Regions from separate parts of the Homo sapiens genome. Here region 1 is linked to region 2. A link is an interaction called in ENCODE POLR2A ChIA-PET data of the cell type or tissue named here. Cell type or tissue: IMR-90. All regions are shown on one strand. Links, peaks and the distances in the headings refer to the core of each region. The heading gives the core; the rest is flanking DNA. Region 1 overlaps ENPP1 (ectonucleotide pyrophosphatase/phosphodiesterase 1). Region 2 overlaps MOXD1 (monooxygenase DBH like 1).

What was found. Peaks named below come from ENCODE experiments on the same cell type or tissue, not always from the same donor. Only the 100,000 strongest peaks of a DNase experiment are listed, where the experiment ranks them.
Region 1: POLR2A ChIA-PET joins it to region 2 with 8 read pairs; 1 of 35 experiments calls an interaction of 5 or more read pairs at or near these places.

Annotation. Positions count from the first base shown.
Region 1 is chr6:131,817,873-131,822,278 of GRCh38, forward strand. The region is part of intron 1 of ENPP1 (ectonucleotide pyrophosphatase/phosphodiesterase 1); the gene reads left to right. It also overlaps the pseudogene SELENOKP2 and the pseudogene RN7SKP245. Among named protein-coding and RNA genes, the nearest start is that of ENPP1, 12 kb to the left of the region's middle. In IMR-90, for the core only: no CTCF peak of the experiment used is centred there; DNase peaks (open chromatin) are centred at 1,809 and 2,169.
Region 2 is chr6:132,367,471-132,371,876 of GRCh38, forward strand. All of the region lies in intron 4 of MOXD1 (monooxygenase DBH like 1), which reads right to left. Among named protein-coding and RNA genes, the nearest start is that of MOXD1, 32 kb to the right of the region's middle. In IMR-90, for the core only: no CTCF peak of the experiment used is centred there; a DNase peak (open chromatin) is centred at 2,251.

The DNA of each region.
Region 1 (4,406 bases), core at 133-4,132, 550 kb before region 2:
ATTGTCACAAGTGTTTCTCATTTATGGATTGACCATTTTCTCACCGTATTTCAGGACTTTGCACAGACTTAGCTGGCAAACATCCTATAACAGGTGTGATTTGAGAGTCTTAAAAAAAAATCACTATCTTGGTTTTCAGGTGAATATTTTTGAGAAACTAGCTTGTTCCTAAAGATGTGTTTCCCGATCCCCCTCCTGCTTAGAAAGCTTTTTTTGACGTTAGCAAGCATCTGGGGGATCTTGATGCTCTCTTATGGTTAGAGAGAGAGAATTGAAAAGAAACTCAGTAGATTAAGACATTATTTGCCCTTTCACTGTGTTGACTTTTACACCGTGGTATTAAAGGAGTGATGGCACCTTAGCAGACGTCATTGCAATGACACCAATTGTACAAGTAGTCATGCACTTGCAATAAAAAAAAAGCCATTTCACTAAAAAGAACACCTTAGATGTTTTATTGCTTAGATGAAGCAATAAAAATGTCCTTGATGAGGCTGGTCGCGGTGGCTCACATTTGTAATCCTTGCACTTTGGGAGGCCGAGGCGGGTGGATCACGAGGTCAGGAGATCGAGACCATCCTGGCTAACACGGTGAAATGCCGTCTCTACTAAAAATACAGAAAAAATTAGCCGGGCATGGTGGTGGGCGCCTGTAGTCCCAGCTCCTTGGGAGGCTGAGGCAGGAGAATGGCATGGACCCAGGAGGCGGAGGTTGCAGTGAGCCGAGATCGTGCCACTGCACTCCAGCCTGGGTGACACAGCGAGACTCTGTCTCAAAAAAAAAAAAAATGTCCTTGATGAAGCAGATTTAATAATCTGAAACCTAGATTACCTGTCTTTTTGATATTCTATGTGACACAATTGGAAGTATGCATGTAGCATATCTGCTGCATACTGAAGTACTGTTTTCTAGAGGAAAAGCAGCTGTGCGGTTGTTTAAGTTGCAAGCTGAACTAATTTTTTTTCAAAGAACACCATTTTTATTTGAAAGAACTGACAAGCTTTTTATTTAGACTTATTTATTTGACATATTTTCTCAAAAATGAGTGATGTTAGCTTGTCCCTTCAAGGAAAACCTATGAAGCTATCAGCTGTCTATGATAAAATCTGAGCTTCCAAGCAAAAATTAGAATTTTGAAAAACTTGTATTTGCCATTTGAGTGTAACAGCTTCCTGATCCTTACACAAAATTGATGAAGATAGCGAGGAATGTGGTTTTTTTTCATGTTGTTTAATGACATGCGTTAACATTTGGAAGAATGATAGAACTTAGTGAACCAATATTTTCCAAAGGATGAGTGGATGATGTTACAAAATTATGCATTGGTATAATTTCCATTCAAAGTGCAAGATAGACTAATGGATTTTAATGTAACAGTATGTAAAGTTCAGTAATACCTTTTCCATTTTTATGCCATAATTTACTTCTTTCAAAAGACAAATATAAGATAAAAATTAATTCAAGAGCACAGATATATGCATTCTATCGAAATGAATACAATGTGATTTATAAATGAGAACAAATTACCAATGAACAGTATTTCAGAAGTTGAAAAGGTGACACTAAATGTTAAATACACAGCCTTTTAGTTATATTCTTCAGATTCAGTTTTTTTGTGAATTTAATATAAAGATGAGTTCATTTTGCAACCTAAAAATACTTACTTATTGAAACTATATTAATACTTTAATAAACTATACAAAAAAGATAATGAGACAAACGTGCATTTGTGGAACTGCATGTCAGTCAGCCAGTTCCCTGCAGAGGGAATTCCCAGCATTACCTCATTCATCTGTGAGAACACAGAGCAGTCCCTATTTAGACACACACATTTGTCTACTGCTCCAGCATGGCCAGCCCCCCACTTCTTGATGGTTTCTTTCTGCTATGAATATGCATGTCCAGTTGTCTGCTTCATAGAGCAGACATTTACCTTCCTCATCCACCAGCCATTGGAGGAGGACTGGGGCCACGCAAATGATTGATTCGACCAATTCTCTGGGGAGAGTTTCCCAGTGGCCCTCTTCCATCATCATATCTGGAATCAGATGAGTTTCCATAGCTTCTTTTTTTTTTTTTTCGCATCTTGCTGAAGCAGAGTTTTGAAAAGCAAAACCACAAACTCAGCTGTTCCCCATAAGAAATCTGTTATCAAAGATAATCTCCATGGAGACTGACTCCAGCTGTCCAGCACTTGTCCATTTGCGATGTAAACCATCTTGCCCCCCTTCCCTGCTTCGGAGCGACTGGTCATAGTTTAAGAGATTACTACTTTTAGAATTTTGGTGTGGTTTTAAAGAAGAATGTCCATAATCATCTGAAAAGGCATCTTAGGGTTGTTAGTAACTTTTAGAAGTATAATGGGATCCTGATAAGAAAAATTTCGTGAATATATTTACAAATATTTAGGAAATAGGTGTACATCCAGTAATATTTTCAGTAATATTTTTCAGAACTAGGGGATGTGAGGGCGATCTGGCTGTGACTTCTATCACCCCATTGATCGCCAGGGCTGATTTGGCTATCTGGCTGGCTAGGCGGGTGTCCCCTTCCTCCCTCACTACTCCACGTGTGTCCCTCCCGAAGATGTGCGCTCGGTTGAAGAAGATGACCATCTCCCATAGATGAGAACCAGTCTTTGGTCAAGGGTATATGAATAGGTGCACTCCCCTGCTAGAACCTCCAAACAAACTCTCAAGAACTAGGGAGAGGAGAGTGAAAATTAACCTAGTTACAATGATTGTATCCTTACATTCTTTTATAAATTTCAAAATACTTCTACATCTCCTACCTCATTAGTCCAAACCACAGCTCTGCTGTTATCCATCCCCATGTTAGAGATGAAAAAATCATGGCTCAGAGAAAGTTTGGAGACTTTCCAAGATCACAAAATCAATAATTCTGTTAATCTCATCTCTGTAGTTTATTGGTGAATAGTTTTGGAGTCAGACAAAATCAGGTTTAAATCCTGCTACGGTTACTAGCTGTTTGAATACAGACAAAAAAGTTTCCTAAATAGTACCACAACTGTAGCATAGAGACAAAATCATATTAGAGTGTGTTAGGAGAAGTAAATTATATAATGTGTACAAAATGGTGCATAATATGCCCTGAATAAGTGGTTTTTTCTTGTTATTGTTGATAAGCTTCAATGTGACTGAGAATTTTTTATTTTACCTTACTCAGAAGGCACTTTACATCCTTAACTACCCAAAGTGTGGTCTGCAGACTGACATATCAGCATTATCCTCTTAGAATTTGTAAGAAATGCAGAATCTTGGGCCCCACCCCAGACCTACTAAACCAAGATCTGCATTTTCATAGATCCTCAGAGGTTTGTCTGAACAATTAAGTTTGAATATCAGCACTCCATAAGGCTATGAGACAGCACAGAAGGCACCACATCTGGAATTTCTGTAGCTGAGAATTCTAATTAACCCTCGCTGTGCCACTGACTTCATACATGATGTTGTGATTAGAAACCTAAAACAAAATGAAAAAACTCAATGGGCCTCCATGACCTCAACTGTGGTTGCATTAGGTTGAATTGGTGCTACCGCTGGTTGCATTTGGCCCCTTTCCTTCCATGAACCTCAGTGGCACATGGATACAAGTAGCCCCATTGCTCTTGCACATACAGAACATGGCACAGTCTCCTCCCTTTGCATATACCATCTCTGTCTTTCAGGAACCTGCCTGTGCTCTCGTGTGTTGCTTATAATTTAATTGCCTTCTTTTACTCTGCACTGGCTTGTCCTTTAATTGCTCTTTATTGCCCTTAGCGTTGCCAATCTTCTGTCTTTGCTGTTACCTGATAACATTCAGATGTTTTTCCAATTCAGCCATCCATCTATCAAAATATCATGTAGATGGTGCTTTCCATCGCACGATCAATGGAACTATCCAATTCCAAGTTTCCACTGCAGTCCCCTCTCAACAATCAACAGTATACTTGACACAAAACCAAAACAAAGGAATCTTATACCAACGCTTTTTCAGGTGATGTAAAATCAGGTTAAATGTCCTTGGCCCAGAGTTTATTCCATAATACTTCATCATCCAAACACACTAGCTTCCTATAAACTGCCACCCAGCACCATTTCGATTATAATCTCTGGGATACTAGGAAACAGGTGAATGAAATATTCATGTGGGAACAGTGTGGTTTAGGAGCATTATGAGTAGACTCTGTTGGTCTTATCTACTTTTGGATTAGTCGGGGAAATAAGCAGGAAACAACTCTACTTGGACACGATTTATTTGAATACCTTACTAATCAGCACAAAGGAGGTAAATGTGAAGAATATTGACATATATAAGTATTTATACATTTGTTATCTCTTAGAAACTTTCAAAGAAAAAGAATATTGAGTATTATGGAATGATTCAAGCAAAGGTCTTCAGA
Region 2 (4,406 bases), core at 296-4,295:
GCACAGAGAGGTAAATTGATTTGCCTAAGGTCACACAACTAGTAAGTATAATCCTCTCTTAAAACCCAGCAATGGTCAGCCTTTAAGCCTGATACTGCATCCTTTTCCGGGCCTTCTCACTAAATGGGAGTTTTCAATGAAAAGTCATTCAGGGAGCAACATTGAAAATAAATAGTTGCCTGATCATAATAGTTGAGTTTATTAATAGTTTTGTAAGTGTCAGATACTGTGCTAAGTGCTTAAAAAACAACAACTCCTGTTTGATCCTTAATGTAAGCAATTCCATTAGGAGGCACCATTTCCATTTAAATGAAAATACTGAACTGTGTGTGGCTAACAACTTTTCTGTAAGTTACATGACTAATAAATGGAAAGAAGGAATTCAAACCTGAACTATCCATCCAGTCACGGAACCCACCTACCGTAGTATGAGGTGTACTGCCTCCCTATTTAGGGAGCTAGTCCTTTAAGGAGAGAGGACTAAGGGATGATGATTTTGGCTGGCTGTTTTTCTTTTTTTCTCCCCTTTGCCATAATAGGCCATCAGCAAATTTTCTATTAAATGGAATGAGACACATCACATTTAAACAGATATATTAGGAGTGTAGTTCATCTATGAGAATTCCAGGACAATAAAAGCACCTCAAAAAAAGCAGCGTGTTAAGCCAATTCAATAACCCCCATTTCTAGCAAAGTATATCCAACCACGACTAATAGTCATGGCAATGCCATTACTGTTGACTAAAGAGAGTGGTAGAATCAACCGTCTTTAAAAAATTTTAAATTTACGGTAAAGTCACATCTAAAATAAAGCTTAAAAAGAGTCATGCTGAAATATGGAGAGGTGGGCTGCAGAGTGGTCTCGAGTACCTGACAAAGAGATGACCTCACATGAGAAGTACAGTTTAAATATAAATTACCAAGAATATTCTTTTCTACAATTTCCATATTCACCTGCAATGTGATATGCTGTCATCTGATAATACCCACATTTTCAAGCCACAATTTTCAACATTTTGTTAAGAATCAAAATACAAATCAATAAATTGAGATCACAAACGAGTTTCAACAGCCAATAATTGTATTATAATCCTATCTTTTCTAGAGATAAAATCATTTATGTTTATTTTATATTTTAGTCATTTTAGAGATTATTTACCTTATTTTATAATTTTAGAAGCAAATAATTTTTACATGGTTAAAATTTAAATTTTAAATGTAATAAATATTTTTAAATTTAGTCATTCTTATCAAACTACTGATATATTTTCTTTGCTTAGTCTTATAGTTATTATAAGTATGAAATGTATGCAGTAGTCTTCCCTCATCTGAGGGGAAAACATTGCAAAATCCCCAGTGGATGGCAGAAACTACAAACTCTACACATACTATGCTTCTTCCTATACATGCATTAAAGCTTAATTTATAAATTAGGAGATTTCCAAATACTTTCTTGTAAGAGCTTAATAACAATAACTAATAATAAAGCAAAACAATTATAACAATATGCTGTAATTAAAGTTACGTGAATGTGGTCTCTCTCTCTCTCAAAATATCTTATCATACTGTACTCACCCTTCCTGTGATGCGAGATGATACAATCCCTACATAATGAGATGGAGCATAATGAATAACGTAGGTATTGTGACATAGTATTAGGCTACTACTGATCAGAATCTATATTCCTGAATCTCTGCAACTATTCCCCACTTGCAGTAAATGGCTTGGTGTCACTCATTTCAGGCAATCCCTTGTTGAAGTCTTTGTATAGGCTCAATGCTTTCTAGTGCGGCACGTTGCTGTCAATCGGAAAACGTTTCTGTTCATGTCTTCTACCCACAGATTTAATGCCTTTTCCATTTCAACTAAGCACTTATCATGCACTGTGGCCATAACTTTTGCAGTCTGAAGTGAGACAGCAAAATTGGCATGAATTTCTTTTTCCTTCTTCACAATTTCACAGAGAGAAGATTCATTCTTAGCATAGGTCTTAACAACCTTATCATTTTTTTTTTATGAAGTTGAGAGCTTTCTCCTTTTCACTTACAGAAGCACTTGATGGCTTCTCCCGGGCATATCTGAATTGCTAGCTAGCATCATTACTCTTGTGCTTTGGGGTGCATTGTTAAAGAAAATAAGGGTGACTTCAACACAAGAACTCTGATACCATGACAATCTGATAACTGCAAGAGTAAGTCTAATAACTGAGATGGCTACTAAGTGACTAACGGATGGGCAGCGTTTCCAGTGTGAATATGCTGGACAAAGGAATGATTCACGTCCCAGCTGGAATGAAGCAGGACAGTGCAAGATTTCATCAAGCTACTCAAAATGGCATGCAACTTAAAATTTATGAATTGTTTATTTCTGGAATCTTCCATTTAATATTTTCAGATCACAGTTGACCATGGGCAACTTAACCCATGGAACCACAGATAAGTGGGTCTAGGCACTATCAACATTTAAACTGCAAATACAAACAAATTCTTTGTGCGAATTAGACACCAGAAAATGAAACTGACTTCTCACAATTCAACTGTGATCGATATTCTTAAAACTCACTGCAAATGACACACCACACAATATGATATAAAATCAATCTTCTCATTTCTGTGAAAGTACTTTTTGTTTGCAGAAGAAAAGGACTGAGGCTTTTTGATACAGTGATTTATGGAACATAAAATGAAAAATAAGGAGAAGCTCTTAACTGATGGCTTTTCAAAACATAGGAGTCTTTGATTTTATGGAAAGAATATACACTTTTCTTAAATTATTAGAAATCCTCTCTACTAGAAAAAAGAGCATGGAAATCAGACAACTTAAGGCAAGTCCTAGATTTATGAATTCTACATCATTAAAATTTTGTTGAAATCTTGAATAAGTTGCAAATGAAAACTGGTTTTGAAAGGCTGCCTTAAAACCACTTACATATTACTAAATATTTTGAATTTATTTTTTCAGTAGAGTTTTCTTTATTTTTTGAATAATATCCTATTTTAGTTAATTTTCAAGGAAAATGTTTCATAATACTTAATAAACTTTAAAATATTTTAAGGTTTAGCAAGATAAGGAATCTATCCTATAAGTGGTATTCTCACATAATAATAGGATTTTAAATTCTAGCCACCAAACCTCTGTCCCCTGTAACAACAAAAGTTTGTATGAGCACTCCCTTATGACCTACTGTCCTTCCCTCAAATCCCTTTTGCTCAAGGTAAATAACTTTTGTTGTCTAGAAGACCTCCAAACATTGCAAAAAATGCTCCAATGCCTTTCATGTTAATGCAAATGTCTAGTGAAGACAGCTATGTATTCCCAAAAGTACTTAATTCTAAGTTCATGTGTCTGAGAATTACTTGATACGCTTCTTATAGGAAAGTTTATCTGAGTATCATTTAATATGCTTCATATAGGAAAGTTAGTGAAGAAAGATGAGGTACCAAGCAAATATCCTACATAGAGGGTTGAAACATACACTGACCTCCCTGAAACATACATAATTATTTTATTTCATTCAACTCAATTATTAGCATTAACAATGGCAAGAATAAAAATGCATTCACAGTAAGTGGTTAAGAAATTTACAATTAATGTTTGCCAGAAAGTGGATAAAGGACCGGTTGTTTGAAACATTTGTTTCTATTTCTGAATCTACAGTTTTACATTTGCCTCTTAAGCCTGGTTCCAGTTAAATTTACTGCAAATGACATACAGTACATATAAATGAAACATTCTCTTTCCTGAGGAATACTTTTCATTGGTACAAGGGAAGGACTTGGGCATGGTATTAATTATACAAAATTAGAATTTGCATTCCCCTTTTCCATACACAAAGTAGAAAATAACTTATTGCACAGAGGTAAATGATTCACCTGCAGTCACAGTCTCCTGTTTGCAAAAATAACCTATAAATATTTAGGACTACATATTAACTCAATAACATTCCCTAAAGCCACTCCCTTTGCCTCTGTATGTAGTTATGAATCATTTTGTAAACCAAAGGCAGAACTGTAAACAAAAATATTTGTAAACAAAAGAAAACTAGGGAAATATATTAGAAATTAACAAATTTTAGCCACGAATAAACTTATAGAATGTGCTCAGTGTTTCTATCTCTGCTAAAATGTCTTGAGGTTGATAGGAAAAGTGTTATGGCTGTCCATCTTTTACAGATGAGAAAACCTAAGGCTACAGCATTACCCCAGAGTGACTTACCTGAGAGCACATAGTTTAATTAAAGGGTGGACTTATGATTCTCAAACCCATGTATTTCCCTCTAGATTCCAGAGTCTGGCAATTCATTCCTTATCCACATCGCTTCATTACATAGTCTGGGAACTGACAGAAAGGCAGCAACATCTGGCCTTCTGAATGTTTACAGTATTCTGTATGCACTATTTAATTCT